2 separate regions of the Homo sapiens genome follow, and region 2 is linked to region 1. A link is a contact called in ENCODE Hi-C or POLR2A ChIA-PET data. All regions are on one chromosome and are shown on one strand. Each heading gives the region's core, a stretch centred on a gene start or an enhancer-like site at or near the end of the contact. The rest is flanking DNA. Distances are from core to core; before and after follow the strand shown.

What was found. Hi-C counts contacts between places; a loop is a spot of excess contacts on that map. ChIA-PET counts read pairs that join two places held with the same protein, here RNA polymerase II (POLR2A). Pooled maps may share reads with other maps.
Region 2: a loop to region 1 is called in a map of CD8-positive, alpha-beta T cell, with 3 times the contacts of the local background. The contact joins two enhancer-like sites. A Hi-C loop is called at or near these places in 1 of 168 maps with a recorded cell type or tissue (CD8-positive, alpha-beta T cell) and 2 of 50 pooled maps. POLR2A ChIA-PET finds 5 or more read pairs at or near these places in 1 of 52 experiments (PC-9).

What each region holds. Positions count from the first base shown.
Region 1 is chr16:79,435,447-79,443,190 of GRCh38, forward strand. It overlaps a transcript of MAF not described here. Among named protein-coding and RNA genes, the nearest start is that of MAF, 160 kb to the right of the region's middle. Within about 2 kb of position 3,150, at least 12 of the 41 ENCODE cell types and tissues checked have a DNase peak (open chromatin) inside an H3K27ac peak, as active enhancers do.
Region 2 is chr16:79,506,086-79,513,829 of GRCh38, forward strand. The region is part of intron 1 of LOC124903729 (a long non-coding RNA gene); the gene reads left to right. It also overlaps a transcript of MAF not described here. Among named protein-coding and RNA genes, the nearest start is that of MAF, 91 kb to the right of the region's middle. Within about 2 kb of position 3,271, at least 7 of the 41 ENCODE cell types and tissues checked have a DNase peak (open chromatin) inside an H3K27ac peak, as active enhancers do.

The sequences.
Region 1 (7,744 bases), core at 1,900-4,399:
AAATCTTCTTTAAAGCTACTATTCATTGAGCTTGTACTATGTCCCAAGACTTCATGTACATTCAGTCATTCATGCCTTACAACCAGGCCATGAGGTAGATGCTATTGTTTTCATCTGCATTTCCCAAGGGGAAACTGAGGCTCAGGAAGCTGGAACTGTCTGCTCAGGGTCACACAGCTGGCCAGTGGCAGTTTTAGTCCTCTTCTCAGGGCATTTCTATGTTCTCCCCAAATTCATCTTTCAAGTCCCTACACCAGGAGTTGATGGCTTTACAAGCCAGTCTCCCCCAGTTCACGCCGAGATGTGCATTTGTCTTGACCATATCCTTCGTTATTTGTCCATGTAGATTCCATACTTCGTAGCTAAAAAGCATGAACTTGAACTCGAACAAAGGCTTTTTCTCCAGGGACTCAGAGAGGAGTCTGCTAAAGCATGTGAGGAAAGCTTGGCCTTCAATTCACAGGTAAGGGACCTGCTCTTTGGAAAATTCATTAGCAAGAAGGGTGCAGGAAGCCAAAACCAAAAGCCCTGTGATTTTAGGCATGCGGTTGGAGAAGATTTCACCCATTCATGTGCAAAACCTATGACTCAATTTGTAAAAAGAGCAAAGTCTGTGAGAAATGAGATTCATTTATTTTTATTATTTATTTATTTGAAACAGAGTCTAGCTCTGTCACCCAGGCTGGAGTGCAGTGGCATGATCTCGGCTCACTGCAACCTCTGCCTCCCAAGTTCAAACAATTCTCATGCCTCAACCTTTCAACCAGCTGGGACTACAGGTGCTCACCACCACACCCAGCTAAGTTTTGTATTTTTAGTAGGGATGAGGTTTTGCCATGTTGGCCAGACTGGTCTTGAACTCCTGACCTCAGGTGATCTGCCCGCTTCAGCCTCCCAAAGTGCTGGGATTACAGGTGTGAGCCACCGCGTCTGGCTGAGATTAATTTATTTTTAAAATAGGTCATTTTAAACAACATTTGCAAAACACCTACTGTGCATCAGACATGTGCGTTAACGCTTCTCAAATAACACTGCCGATGACCCATTGGGAACTGGGGTGCCAATTACACAAGAAAAGTGCTTCTCTTGCTTTCTTCTCACTGCTGCTTATTTTTACACCAAAGGGTTATTTATCATTTTGTTCACCAGACTTGACTGTAACTCACTTTTCTGGGTTTCACCAAATTGAGATCACTTCTAAAGGGCTTGTTGGTTGCAAAGACATTTAAAAGGGAGACCCTTGGGCTAACCTTTCCCTTCCCACATGTCACACTTTATATTTGTCGGTTTCACTGGTCATCTTCCCCTAAGATGACGTGATGCCCTCTTGGAAACATGAGCTGGGTCTCCACCTTGGCATCTCCAGCACTCCACCATGCCATGCAGGACCCAGCATCTGGAGAGTCTGCACACACAGGCTCGACGCTGCAACACTTAGCGCAGGCAGGCTTTTGACTGTCTTGGGCAAAGTCTCCCAAGGTGCCTGTTTTCTAAATGGCTGATACTCCTTTGAAAGTGAGAGATCTGACTATTTGTTCAGAAATCCCGCACTTTAGAGTCACAAGCAGGGCTTTCAGAAGTAGTTTGAACGTGCATGAATGGTCATGTATCCCCCACACTGTTAATAACCTCGGCATCTGCCCTGCCCACTCTCAAGGCATGTGTTAAAGACTAAAATGGGAGAAAGCTCTCTCTCTCTCTGTGTGTGTGTGTGTGTGTGTGTGTGTGTGCATTTCTGTATATTTTACAGACAGGAGTAAGGAAGAGAGCATGCTGTAAGGAAACCAAATGGACACTTTGCTGTCATCTTCGCTTGTGTTGCAATCCTAGCTCTCCTTCGTGCAAATTACATGTCATCCAAGATTAAATAATCCCCCGTGTAAAACGGGAACATGAAGACGTACATTACAGGTGTAAGAGAACCCCAGGCTGCACAACCACCGTGTGGCCTGTTTGAGATTGTACAGGTGTGGGACACAGCCACACATCCTGCTTGAAATGCTTCAAGAATGTCTCAACTTCATTAAAGTCGGGCTGATGGGACTTTGCATCCCATTTTACAGTGAGGGAGACAAAGGTGGTTGAGGAGGTACCCAGAGCCAGCCACTGCACATTCCACCCATGTAGTCCCCCAAGGAGGCCTGTGTGCCCCCTCATTTTACAGCTGAGGAAAGGACACCTCCGAGAGCTCATGCCGGTCACCCAGCTTCACCGTGGAGGGGACTGGCCTCTGAAAACCCTGGCATTACTCTCTGCTAGCTTCCAGAGCACGAGCTTCTCGGCCATGACATTCACTAAGTTCACTGAGAGAAACCGTAGGCTGGCATTGGGCAGGCTCAATCCTAGCACTTCCTTTTCACTCCCTCACAACAGAAACTTCTGCCTTGGCTGGGAAGGGGGTTCCCACATGCTGAGACGTGGGCCGCATTCCCCTTTCACCTAGAGTGGGACACAGGCCAGGCGGGAGGTTTCCGCCTCTGCAGGGGCTGCTGGCCTGGGCTTCTAGGAGGCCTGTTTGTGGAGACAGGAGTCGGCCCCAGGGCACCGGGAAGCCGGGGCTACTACTGAGCATATTTCTGGGGCTGGAATGCCATCCCTTGGAGAGCCTGTCTCTTAGAGACGCCAGGTCTGAGCAGGCTTTAGAAAACAGCAGAGGCCCCGTGGCGTTGGGGGGGCAGGGGGAAGAGAGTGGGGGCAGGAGGTTCCCACATGCCAAGCTACAAGGCCCTTTGTGGGGGGTTCCCTCAGGCATTTCCAATTACAGGAGTTATTTCTGCCCCGCAGATTATGTGGTTCCTGCACTTGGCGTGAGGAATGAATCGAGTCATTATTAACTCAGCAGTGTCAGCCCTGGGACCAGAGGCACCCGTTTGGAGGTAGAGCAGTTAATACACGGGCGGATTAGGTGGCTCTTAGGCTTCGCCACAATTAGAAACTCAGGACGTTTGAAATATTAACTGGGGCATGTGGGTAAGAGACAGCGCCCGGCTTCACTGCCAAGGAGATAACAGCCTGGAGGAGGCTGCGGAGAATTATGTAAGGAACGGGGCAGTGGGAAGTGGCATTTGCTGGGTACTTATTTTGCGTCAGTGGCTCCTGCAGACATTCCTCACTTTATCTTCCCGGGAACCTCGAGGACAGGATTGTTTCCTCCATTTCACAGAGGAGGGAAGGGGGCGGAGCTCAGAGAGGGCGGATCAGTTTTCTAAGTCTGCACAGCCAGCGAGGTCGTGCAGAGTCTGCCTTCTCTTGGCACGGTCCTCCGTCCTTCCCTGAGCCCTGGATGATCCCTGCCCATGTCCCAGAGGCATTGAGATGCTAATGAAAAGAAGCGCTAGGAAGAAATAAAAGGAAAGCAATAATGATCACAGTAACTGGTATTTTTCAAGCACGTATTCCATGTGTGCGCTCTGCCACACTTCACAGACACCACTTTTCATCCCTGGGACCGTCCAGGGAGGTAGGTAGAATTAATTATTGTCCTCATCATGTGAGAGACTGAGACATCCTAAGATTAACAATTACATCGAAAGAGCCATAATCAAGCTTGACTTCAGGCCTGTCCACCTCCAAAGCCCCTTCTATCTTAAAGATATTGTCGTGTCCCCTAGCTCCAAGAGGCAGAGGCAGGGATTGAGTCTGGGATTTGCACATCCTAATCTAGGGCACTGCACTTCGCAGCACTGCCTTGCGTTCATTCATCGTTCATTTACGTACCAAGAATAAGAGTGTATTAAGCAGTTCTTTGCACTGCACCTGCACAAGTCCACCTCTTTCACCATCCCTATCGTCCTATGGGGTAGGTACTTACTTTTTTTTTTTTTTTTTTTTTTGAGACGGAGTCTTGCTCTGCCACCCAGGCTGGAGTGCAGTGGCTCAATCTTGGCTCACTGCAAGCTCTGCCTCCCGGGTTCATGCCGTTCTCCTGTCTCAGCCTCCCTAGTAGCTGGGACCACAGGCGCCCGTCACCATGCCCGGCTAATTTTTGTATTTTTAGTACAGACAGGGTTTCACCTTGTTAGCCAGGATGGTCTCAATCTCCTGACCTCATGATCCACCCACCTCGGCCTCCCAAAGTGCCGGGATTACAGGTGTGAGCCACCAGCGCCTGGCCAGCACTTAATATTTATTAATCTCTTCTTGCTCTGGATAAGAAAACAAAGGTTCCAAGGAATAGTATATTGCTGCAAAAACAGTCTGCTCTGCTCCATTGGATGGAAAGATGCAAAACCATAGACACTCACTCAGAAAGAGGTCCATGTTACATAGACCACAGTAAGAGTGAGGACAGAAGATGACAAAGCCAACAGAGGAAGTGCTGGAAGCACCAGCATGGATTCTGCATAGGAGATGCCCAGCAGTCACGGGATGGAAACGACCGAAACAGATCACAGGGGCAACCAAAGAGACCAATATATTAATCACAGAAAATAAAATTTGACATAACCCAGTGCATCAGGGACTTGGGTTGCTGCTGTTGTTGATTTGCTTTTCTTTGTTTTGTTTTGATGCGAGAGGTCTTCTGGCCACAGGCGCTTCACTGAGGTCCCTATTTACAGTCTGGAGAACAGACAGGCACAGTCAGAACCAGATTCCTTTGGCTCAGTTCTATTTTCCACTTCCCTAATTATGACATTCCTTCCCTTTGGACATGGTTCAAGTTCTCCTTTCCCTTGAGTTGCACCACTACCACCTGGATGCAGGAAGGAAGCAATAGATGGTGTGTTTCTAAGAATGATAAGGAAGAAAAGCCAGAAAAGGGGGCTCTTGCTGCCCTGGCTTTGCAGCTGTCTTGGGCCCCAGCACATGCTGCCTTGAAGCACACACCATATTCACAGAGCCAGAAGGTGAGCACCCCAGTGGAAGGGCTGTGTGAGTTGCCTTTGTACCAGTGTGGTGCCTAGCGCACAGTAGGTACACAGGAAGTCCCGACCAGGTGCATGAGTACATGGTGCAGCACAACCTCAACTAATTTCTTTCTTTCTTCTTTCTTCTTTTTTTTCCTTTTGGGACGGAGTCTCGTTTGGTCACCAGGCTGCAGTGCAGTGGTGCAATCTTGGCTCATTACAACCTCTGCCTCCCAGGTTCAAACGATTCTCCTGCCTCACTCTCCTGAGTAGCTGGAACTACAGGTATGCGCCACCATGCCCGGCTAGTTTTTGTATTTTTAGTAGAGAAGGGGTTTCACCATGTTGACCTCGTGATCCACCCGCCTTGGCCTCCCAAAGTGCTGGGATTATAGGCATAAGCCACCACACTCAGCCAACCTCATCTAATTTCAAATGATTACTAGTAAAATATGGAAACTTCAGAATGGCTTGCTGTTATTTTTAACATATAAATTAAAGCAGATCTGATAACAACTCCATGCTACTCTCATATTTACTCACTTGGCTCTTGGTCTGTTTTCTGGAGTGGGAGAGACAGGAACAAGTGGCCCAAAGGAAAAAGCTGTGCACACTTCCCAGCCAAGCTCTGTCCTCTGTAGCTTTTGGTAAATGCTTGTTGCTGACATATTGCTATTATGCGGTGATGTGGAGTCGTAATGTCCTATCACCCTCTCACAATTTGGGAGGAGGTTAATTAAAATCCGCCTCCATACATGGGTGAAATATCTTATCAGAATGACATGTATTAATAGAATCTCTTCCCCAGCCATAGATTACTAGTACATGCCAGCTGTTTTTATTCCCCATCTTGAAAACAAAAGAGTGAGCTACTTACACCATTGCACACAATACTTCTGAATTATCCATTACAAATTGAACCACAGATTTCTGCTTTTGACATTTATACCTAATTTCTAAATGTTACGACACATTTTCCTATGCTGGGAAGGCAAAGGAGACGTGTTTTCCTGTTTTTCCCAAGCTCCTCTCTTACACACTTAAAAATGGGGAAAGAGAAGGTATAGAACAGGGGTTATAAACTTTTTCTATAAAGGCTCAGATAATAAATCTGTTTGGTTTTGCAGACTGTACACCTCCCAAGGCAACCACTCAGCTCTGCTGTTGAAGTGTGAAAGTGGCCACAGACAACAGGTGAATACATGGGGTGGCTGTATTTTAATAAAATTTTACTTATGGATTCCAAAATTTCAATTTCATAACATTTTTACAGATCAAAAAATATTATGCTTTTTGTTATTGTCTTCAATCATTTAAAGATGTAAAAAGTACTCTAAACTGACAGTCATTCTAAAAAGACAGTGGCCTGCCCTGGCTCAGAAGCCACAGTTTGCTGATAGAAGAGGAACAATTATTTGTTTCCTTCCATAGCAAGAAGAAAGATGTTTTGGGGGGTTCGGTGACTGAAATACTTATGTGTAAATTTATTTCTACTAGGAACCCCAGTATGTGGTCTTATGTGTAAATAGAGCCTTCACATGTGTAATTGGTTAAGAATGTCGAGGTAAAATTATCCTGAATTTAGGGTGGGCCTTAAATCCGATGACGAGGATCTTTGTAAGGGAAAGGAGGGGGAGATTTGGACACAGAGAGGCACAGAGCAAAAGGTCATGTGAAGGCTATAGGCAGGGCTTGGAGGGCAGACACAGCCATGGAGTGCCAAAGAACGCCAGCAGGACCCAGGAGCTGAGACAGAGGAATGGGATGGGCTATCCCTCAGACCCTTCAGAGGGAAAGTGGCCCTGCCCACACCTTGATTTCAGACTTGCAGCCTCCAGAATTATGAATCAATTTCTGTTGCTTTAAGCCACCACATTTATAGGATTCTCTTACAGCAAGAATAGGAATCTAATATAGGGGATGAAAGGTGTTTTGCTGAGAAGGAAGAGGACCAAGATATCGGTGATGACATAATCCTTGAAATAATTGGGGAAGCAACCGAAAGAACTAAGCAAAGATTTTTGAAGAGCAACATAAAGAGCTGAGTCCACAGAATATCCTTTTATTTTATTTATTTATTTATTTATTTTATTTTAGAAACAGGCTCTCCCTCTGTTGCCCAGGCTGGAATGTAGCAGCCCAGTTGTGGCTCACTGCAGCCTCATACTCTTGGGCTCAAGCGATCCTCCCACGTTGGCACCCCAAAATGCTAGTATTACAGACATGAGCCACTTCACCTGGCTGAATATTCCTTTTTTAAATTTTAGTGACAGGGTCTTGCACTGTTGCCTAGGCTGACATACAGTGGTGCAGCACGATCATGGCTCACTGCAGCCTCAGACTCCTGGGTTCAAAGGATCCTCCTGCCTTGGCCTCCCAAAAGATTGGGATTACAGATGTGAACTACCTTGCCTGGCTGAATCTTTTTCATATAAGAAATTCCATCTCCCAGTAGCCAGTGTGGCTGAAGAGAGGCCTTGGAAACACAAGAAGGTGTGAGAGACACAAATAGGGCAGAGGAAACAGCTTCATTCTCCAAAGGGTAAACCACACCCAACAGATCTGGGGAAATCTAGTCCTGGCTGTAATGGGTACTCAGACAGTGAGGGAGCTGCAGACTTAATCCACACTGATTTTCAGGAGGCATTGGTACACCAGCCAGAAATAAGGGTGGATGAAAGGTTAGTGTGTATGTCCCTGTCTTTGAAGGAATGTAGAGCAAGGATGAAGAGCAGAGTCTAATGGGACTGATTGGGGTCACACAAGAAGGAGGTAACAAGTGTAAGATCATTCTGCTGGAGGGACTTTTCAAATAAAGATAATTCTAATGCCAGGCAGTCAGGGCTAAGAAGCAAAACTGATGCTTGGTCTCCTGCCTCTCTCCTTGGTGTCCAAGA
Region 2 (7,744 bases), core at 2,021-4,520, 71 kb after region 1:
CTGAGCAGCATAATTTGATCCCCAAGAGTGAAATATGCAATAAGAAAGAGATTTCTTGGAGTTGGATTAATGATAGTCTAAAAATGTAAAATCAACTGAATATTTACTCTGTAACCAGCTATTGTCCCAAGTCCTTTCTTTGTATTCCATTTCCAGGACATACATCTGAAATGGATGCCTTCTGTAGCCTCATTTTAATGCTAAGGAAGCTGAGGCTCGGCAAAGTCCAAGGCCTTGGGTTCCTTTGCCCATGATTTTTTTATTTCCTGGGGGAAGGACTCAGGGTTTGAACAGAGAGTGGCTCAACCTCAGAGTGTGTGCCCATGACCAATATCTCTTAGCGTCTTTGGCAAGCAAAGCAGCAGCTGAAGATCCCCAGCCCAGCACCCATAAAGGGTGAGGCTCTCCTGCATGGGAACTGGAATCATGCATAGCAGAGAGAATGTGGGGAAGACCTGAAACCAGGGCTGGTAGATAAAAAGGAAGACGGTGAAGTGTAGAACCAAGAAGAGGGGCCAGAGAGGAAGGCCAAGACCCAGAGGCAGTATTTTACTTTTCACAGGAGGGGCTGGATGGAACTGTGTTGAGGCAACACTCATGCTGTGTGCATGGTGCACCTAGAGGGGCATGGGTCTGTGAGCTGTTCAGGGTCTCACTGGGTGATGAAACAGCAAGAGAACCAATGATGCTGCCACTGAAGGAGTGAAGAAGAGAGATGGGGAGTAGACTCAAGATGGGGCCAGGTCAGAAAGAGCCCCAAAGGCTATGATAAGAAATTTGGATTTTATTTTTAGTGGGAATGGACAAAAATAAAGGGTTGAAACCAAAGAAATGCCAGCACTGGACTTAGAGGGGTGTATAGGAACTCCTGGGTACTTTGTGCTCATTCCTTCTGTAAACCTAAGACTGCTCTTATAAATAAAATCTAGAATAATATCTATCTTTCTTCCTATCTGTCAACCTCTGCTGTTTGTGTGTACCACTAGTGTTATTTAAAAATAAACCATGCTTAATTAACTTTTCTGCGTCTTTTTTTTTTTTTTTTTGAGATGGAGTTTTACTCTCTCGCCCAGGCTGGAGTGCAGGGGCGTGATCTCGGCCCACTGCAAGCTCTGCCTCCCGGGTTCATGCCATTCTCTTGCCTCAGCCTCCCAAGTAGCTGGGATTACAGGTGCCCACCACCATGCCTGGCTAATTTTTTTGTACTTTTTTAGTGGAGACCAGGTTTCATTGTGTCAGCGAGGATGGTCTTGATCTCCTGACATTGTGATCCGCCTGCCTTGGCCTCCCAAAGTGCTGGGATTACAGGCGTGAGCCACCAAGCCCAGCCCTTGCATCTTACTTTTTTATTTTTTTTGAGACAGAGTCTCACTCTGTTGCCCAGGCTGGAGTGCAGTGGCATGATCTCGGCTCACTGCAAGCCCTGCCTCCTGGGTTCATGCCATTCTCCTGCCTCAGCCTCCTGAGTAGCTGGGACTACAGGCGCCCACCACCATGCCTGGCTAATTTTTTTGTATTTTTAGTAGAGATGGGGTTTCACTATGTTAGCCAGGATGGTCTCGATCTCCTGACCTCGTGATCCATCCGCCTCGGTCTCCCAAAGTGCTGGTATTACAGGCGTGAGCCACCGCGCCCGGCCGCATCCTACTTTTCTACTCAACATGTGTTTGGGAAATCTCGTAAATGAACTGATAAGCATGTAAGTCACTGCAATAAGGGTTGCCAAATATCCCATTTTCTCTAGTACTCATAAGCATTTTCTTCTGTTGGAGTTTGTATGCATCCATTATAAAAATATATAAAATACCTAATTGTTATTACCTGAAAGCATTAGACTTGGGTTTCATGAAAATCTCATTCTTTTTAAGTGGGGGAAAGGGCCTATTTGGTGATGGCCGCAGTCCTGCAGTGTGAGAGGATGGTGGATCAGAGCAGAGCAGGAGACATGGACGTGAGGACTAGATTTGCAGCAGGAAAAAGGGATGGAAGAAGAGTCTCCACCACGGGGAAGGAAGAAGGCGCAGCATGGGAGCAACCCTTGGAAGGAGCGGGGAGTCATTCATTGCAAACCCTGAGCCACTGTGCAGGGGATAATTCTGCCCTTCCAGATCCACTGTGCTCCCTTGCTCAAATCTGCCTCACCCAGGGAGGCCGCGTGGTGTCTGGATTGGCTGAGCACCTCTCAGGTCTTCTGGCTTCTTGTTGGACTTGGCCAATGGGGAGTGTTCGCAGGAGGTAGGCAGCAGAGTGAAACTGAGTATTCATTTCCCTGACTCCTTCCCTCTCTGTGGGGTCTCCACTGAACTGCTTTCTCCATGGGCCTCTCTCCTCCTGGGTGTAGGTCACTCCTTCCTAGCCTTGCCCCTTCATGCCTAGAGTGTAGCAACTCCTGCTGTTGCCAGTCCCAGGGCGCTGCTCAGCAGTACTGCTTCTGCTTCCCTCTCCAGTGCGTTCTTGGCACCTGCTTTGCACCAAAGGCTCCCCAGCTCTTCCGGCTGAATATGCCGTTTCCAGCCAGGGCTCAACAGCTACCATCCTACCAGAGCCCACTTTCCTACCCTATACTGACTTAAAGTAAATTACATATAGCACAGACTACATAAAGGAAAATCTTGCACAAAAACCAAAAACTTGCATGGACCTCAAAAACATTATGGTAATTGAAAGAAGACACACCAGAAAGGGCATGTCTCATAGGTTTCTATTTATCTGAAATGTCGAGAAGAGGCAAATCCATAGAGACAGACAGTAGATTAACAGTTCCCAAGGCTCGGGGAGAGGGAATGGGGCGTGACTCTTAATGGGTATGAGGCTTCCTTTGGAATGGGGGGAAATGTTTTGGAACTGTATAGAGGTGATGTCTGCCTGGCACTGAAAGTGCTAAAGGCCAACAAATTGTATACTTTAAACCAGATAATTATATGTTAAGTGAATTTCACCTCAATTAAAAAATAATAACTATAATTCATGATAGCTACTGCTCTAGTCTTCATATTTATATCTCTGTTTATCTCCTTTGGGGCTTTTACCCTGGACACACGTAGGTTGCACTGCTGAAGTTACTTGACTTTTTTGCTGCCTTGGTGAAACCATCTCCGAGGCGTGGTAGCAAACCCTTGGCATTCTAAGCAGAAGCAGAATAAAAATAGGACTTCTCTTTGAAAAGGAGAAGTGGAGACGTGAACCATGCTGGTCTCTAACAAAGCCCTCTAGGCCCTGGTTGTGATGCACAGCCCAGGAAGGAGGAGGCAGTGAGGAAGGAAGCCACAAGAAGCGGGGCACATTCCCCACATCCAGTCCTGGGAGGAGAAGCCTTTGTCTCTTCCCTCTCTGCCGTCAGCTTTTGCCAGAAGAGCTCGAATGTTTACACAGCTTGGCTGGCAAGGATGTTGGCAGCGGGGCCCTTGCTGGATGGAACACGAGGCCCTGCTGGGGCTCTGAGACCAACTCTGATGCAGACCTCTCCCGCCTCCCACCCGCCTTCCCATTCCTGGCTGGAGAGGGCCGGGTCTGGGCCAGCACAGGGCAGGAAAGACCTGGGGATATTGGCCAAGGCCTGCGTTACCTTGGCCTGAGCGTGTAATTCATTCACAGTGGGGGCCCAGGGCCTGGCATGGCATTGCCTCTCCCTCAATTTCTCTGGGGATGCGTGCTCTTTTAGGCCTGGTTTTGATATCACTCCACTGTTATCCACAAAAGCACCAAACTTATTTTGTTTCTTAGGCTCTGATGAGCCTCTTCTTATCAATGCCTCTTCTGTGTCTACTGGTGAGAATTAACTTGTCAGAGAGAGCCACATCCAGAATTCATGGAGCAACTGGGTTGAAAGGGAATATCAGAAAACCCCAGGGAAGGGACTCACCGCTGAAGGATAGCGGAGGGTATCCTGAGTTTGCCGTAGGAAGCAGGGACTCTTCCTAAATCGCTTTGGACATGGCAGAACAGTTACAAAGTCACTGGAATCAGGTTTGTAAGAAACTCTGCCATTTACTAGCTCGGCGATTGCAGGACGGCTACCGAACTTTAAGCCTCAGTTTCTTCCTCCATAAAATGGGTACAACAACTGTGTTTATCCCCTGTATGGATTGTGAGTTAAAGGCAAATATAGTGCTTAGAAGCACATTGGCCCACAGCAAAAGGGCTCAATAAATATTGCCTATTTTTATTGAACATATATTTGCCTCCTCTTGGCTTCTTCATTGCTCTCATTTGGAAAATGAGGACACTAGAAGAGAGACTGTTTCTCGAGAATCCTCTGATTGTAAAGCTGTCTAATTCTGAGGTTTTATTAATGTTTTCTAACTGGTCCTGGAGGTGTGGTATCTCCCCGCAGTCTGGGGACTATCACCCCACCCTTCAGAACAGCCTCTGCTTCTTTCGAGATGTTCTGGGATGGAGACACAGTTTGGGTTCCAGAATAGAGGCAGAGTTTGGGTTCCAGAATGGAAGGTTCTGTTTCCTTCCATTGCACACACTTTTAAGGCAGTTGCTCATCAAAGGGACAATGGAAAGCCACCCTGGGATCTATTTACTGTCATACCCAGAAGACTTGTGACCTAAACAAGCACACAATAGGGACAGCTTCATGGGCCTGTGACCTGTGCCCTCAAAGGGGACATACACATCGAATGCTCTGCTGTAGCTGTCTTGACATTTTAATAATTTTTGAACAAGAAGCTCCACATTTTCATTTTGTGTTGGGCCCCACACATTGGGTAGCTGGTCATTTCTGCATGCAGGCCCTGAAGGTCACCACTGTCCAAGTGTGTGCAAGTGTGCATTTGTGTGTCTATATGTGTGGTTGGGACAGAGAGGGATTCTTTTGAATTTTAAGTTGCTATATGTGAAGAGATGCTTCTATCAGCACTGGTTGCAGAAAAGAAGCCCAGCTAATTGTGAGTGGGTTCCAAACCTGGCCCCCTGCACCTAGAAGATATAGTCAACCCCACTGCAGCGGCAGCTGGGAGGCCAGAAAGCAGCAAATGAGCTGACTCATGAGAATCTCCCCGCGCACAATGGCGGGGTGGTGATTTTTCTCTGCCTTACTTCTGTGTCTCCTGCAGATGATGTATGAATTGCCTTATTTACCTTTTCTCTCCAAACCTTCTCCCTTATTATTTTTATTAATGTCATGCCAACCCCGAAAAGGAGTTTCCTTTTCAAAAAAAAAGAAAAGAAAAGGAAAGAAAAGATCCCCCAACACGTCATTCTCATAGCCAAGAGAATGTATTTTTTAAAATACTAGTATTTGTGTGTATGTGATTTAAGAGAGAGAGAAAGAGAGAGAGGGAATGGTTTACTTATATGAGAGTCCAAAATTTGAATAGAAATACTAACAAATTCAGGTCTTTATTTCTGAAAAGGCCAGACTGCCCAGGAAAGTTTTATCATCTTAACTGACAATAAAAACATTGCTGCATTTAACAAATTTTAATTTCAAAAATAAGGGAGACGTAGAATGCATTTAGAGCCAGGAGAGAGATGTGTGCGGTGTTACATGCACAAGAAGCATGTTACTGGCTTCCCAGCAGCCTGATCCTGGCACTTAAGATAATATGTATGGTACATATATCTCTGCCATTTATTGAGTGCTCACCAATCGGCATTCAGTAGCCCATTGGGCCTGCAAAATTTCCTGTGAGATAGGTGAGTCCCAGCTTACAGAGGATGAAACTGAGGCTTAGAGAAAATCAATAAACTTGCCCAGGGTCACACATCTCACACTAGAACCAACATTGGAATTCATCTCCATCTAGCTTCAGAGCTCATGGTAATAAATTCTACATATTTACCTCTGCTTCGGTCTGCAAACATAAGCCACCTTGATTAGCTGCAGCAAAATACCAGTCACAGATTGGCCAGACTGCTGCTCTGTTATATATTCAACATCTCAGGGGACAGAGTTGAGAAGTGATCTCTCTAACCTGACACCCAGTGCACGAACTTCTTCTCCAATATTCCTTGTTATGGATTCTTTTTGATTATTCCCTGTGATGGCGAACTCACTACCTGTAGAGACAGCCTGCTTCATAATCCCATAGCTCTTTGAATGACAATGTTTTTCTTTATCTTGAAAGACAGATCTTTCATCCTCTACCCTTGGATCTAAGCTAGAGGCACAAAGAACAGGCAAAGCTTCACCTTCAGTACAGGTGGGCCTCCCAGACTCTTTATTTTAAGGCAGAGCCCCTTTCAATTTCTCAGTCGTTTCTCCACGAAGCCAGTATCCAGACCATTTTCAAGCCAGCTCAGGGTACTGGTCTCTGGTTGAAGAAAATGAACCTTCCAGCTTTGCCCATCTGCACATGAGCTTTGAGGGTTGGGGGTCCACTCCTAGGCCAGCGGTGCAGTGGGTTCCACATTCCATGGAGCAGATGTGATCAGCTTGGGTTTCAGAATCCAGGCCCATCTCCAGGTGTCCTATTAGGGGAGAAATGGCGGCTCCACCTGGACCCCCAGCTCACCATCTGAGCTGACTCTCTTCTGAGAAGAAACCTCCTTCTGCCCGGCAGTTGGGGAGCTCATTATGAATCCTAGGAAGGTGAGGGTGTGCCGTTTATGAAAACAACTGTTTAATAGCTCCCAGATCATCCATATTCAAATGTGAAGAAAATAATGGTAAAGACGTAATAAAGTAACAGATGTGCGTGAGTCAGGTTTTGTGGCAGGAAAAAATGTGGGTTTGCTGGTATTGATTTCACTCTTCCAAGGGTTAAGGATGGATGTAGGTGTGTTTCCAGGATGGGTCTCGCAGAGCCCAGGGCCGTGGGCAGCACAGCGCCGAAGACATTCCACACGTGCTGTATACCTGTATAGGCACACGCATCCATCCAGGTGGCTGCAGATGTCAAGCAGCGCGAGAGAGGGGCTGAGTTGCAACACAAAGGTGCTGACTGCTCAACTCATGTGACCACAGAGCTAGGTCTGCCCAGAGGGAGTGCCTTTTCACCTTTTCCCACTGTGCATAAAGTTGCCTGTAAGCACCAGCAGCAATGCTGTGAGCATAAATGCACGTGTGCATGTGGGTGTGCAAGCTCACACTCTCACACTGGTCCTCACCAGGGTGGAGGACAGACCAAAGCCCTATAGCCCGGGCGACAGCCCCTTGCTCCAGGCATCAACAGCCAGATACTCAACTCAGCAGTAGCTTAGAGGCAGCCTGTCGCAGTAGACGGAACAGGTTTTACAGCCACAGAAACATGATTTTTAATTCTAGTTCTGCAACTGACTAGCTATGTGGCCAAAAGCGTGTCACAAAACCTTGCAGAATGTCAAGTTCCCCAACTGGAGCATGAGAACAATGAAAGAGAATCACCTTATGGAGCTGTCATGAGGATTTGAGATAATAGACGTGCTAACTTCCTAAGCTGCTCCTGGAGCACAGCAGACGGTCAATGAAACAGCATTTTGGAAGTAACTGTGCAGTTGAAGGCAAATACATGGGAGGGAATCTAGCAAAGTGGTTGTGAGCAGTGTTTCTGAAGTCAAACAGCTTGAGAAAGGAATTCTAGTTTTACCTTTGACCAGTTGCGGAATCTCAGGCAAGTTACTTAATCTCCCTGTCCCTCTGTTTCCTAATCCATAAAATGGAAACAATAAGCTTGTTGAGCTTATTGAGCTCATGAGCCTGCTGTGGGAAATAAATGAAACATATGTTTAAAAGCGCTTAGCTGAGAACCTGGTGTGTAGGACACGTTCCATATATACTACCTAATAGTATTGCTTTTCCAACCCAGTGAAGGCT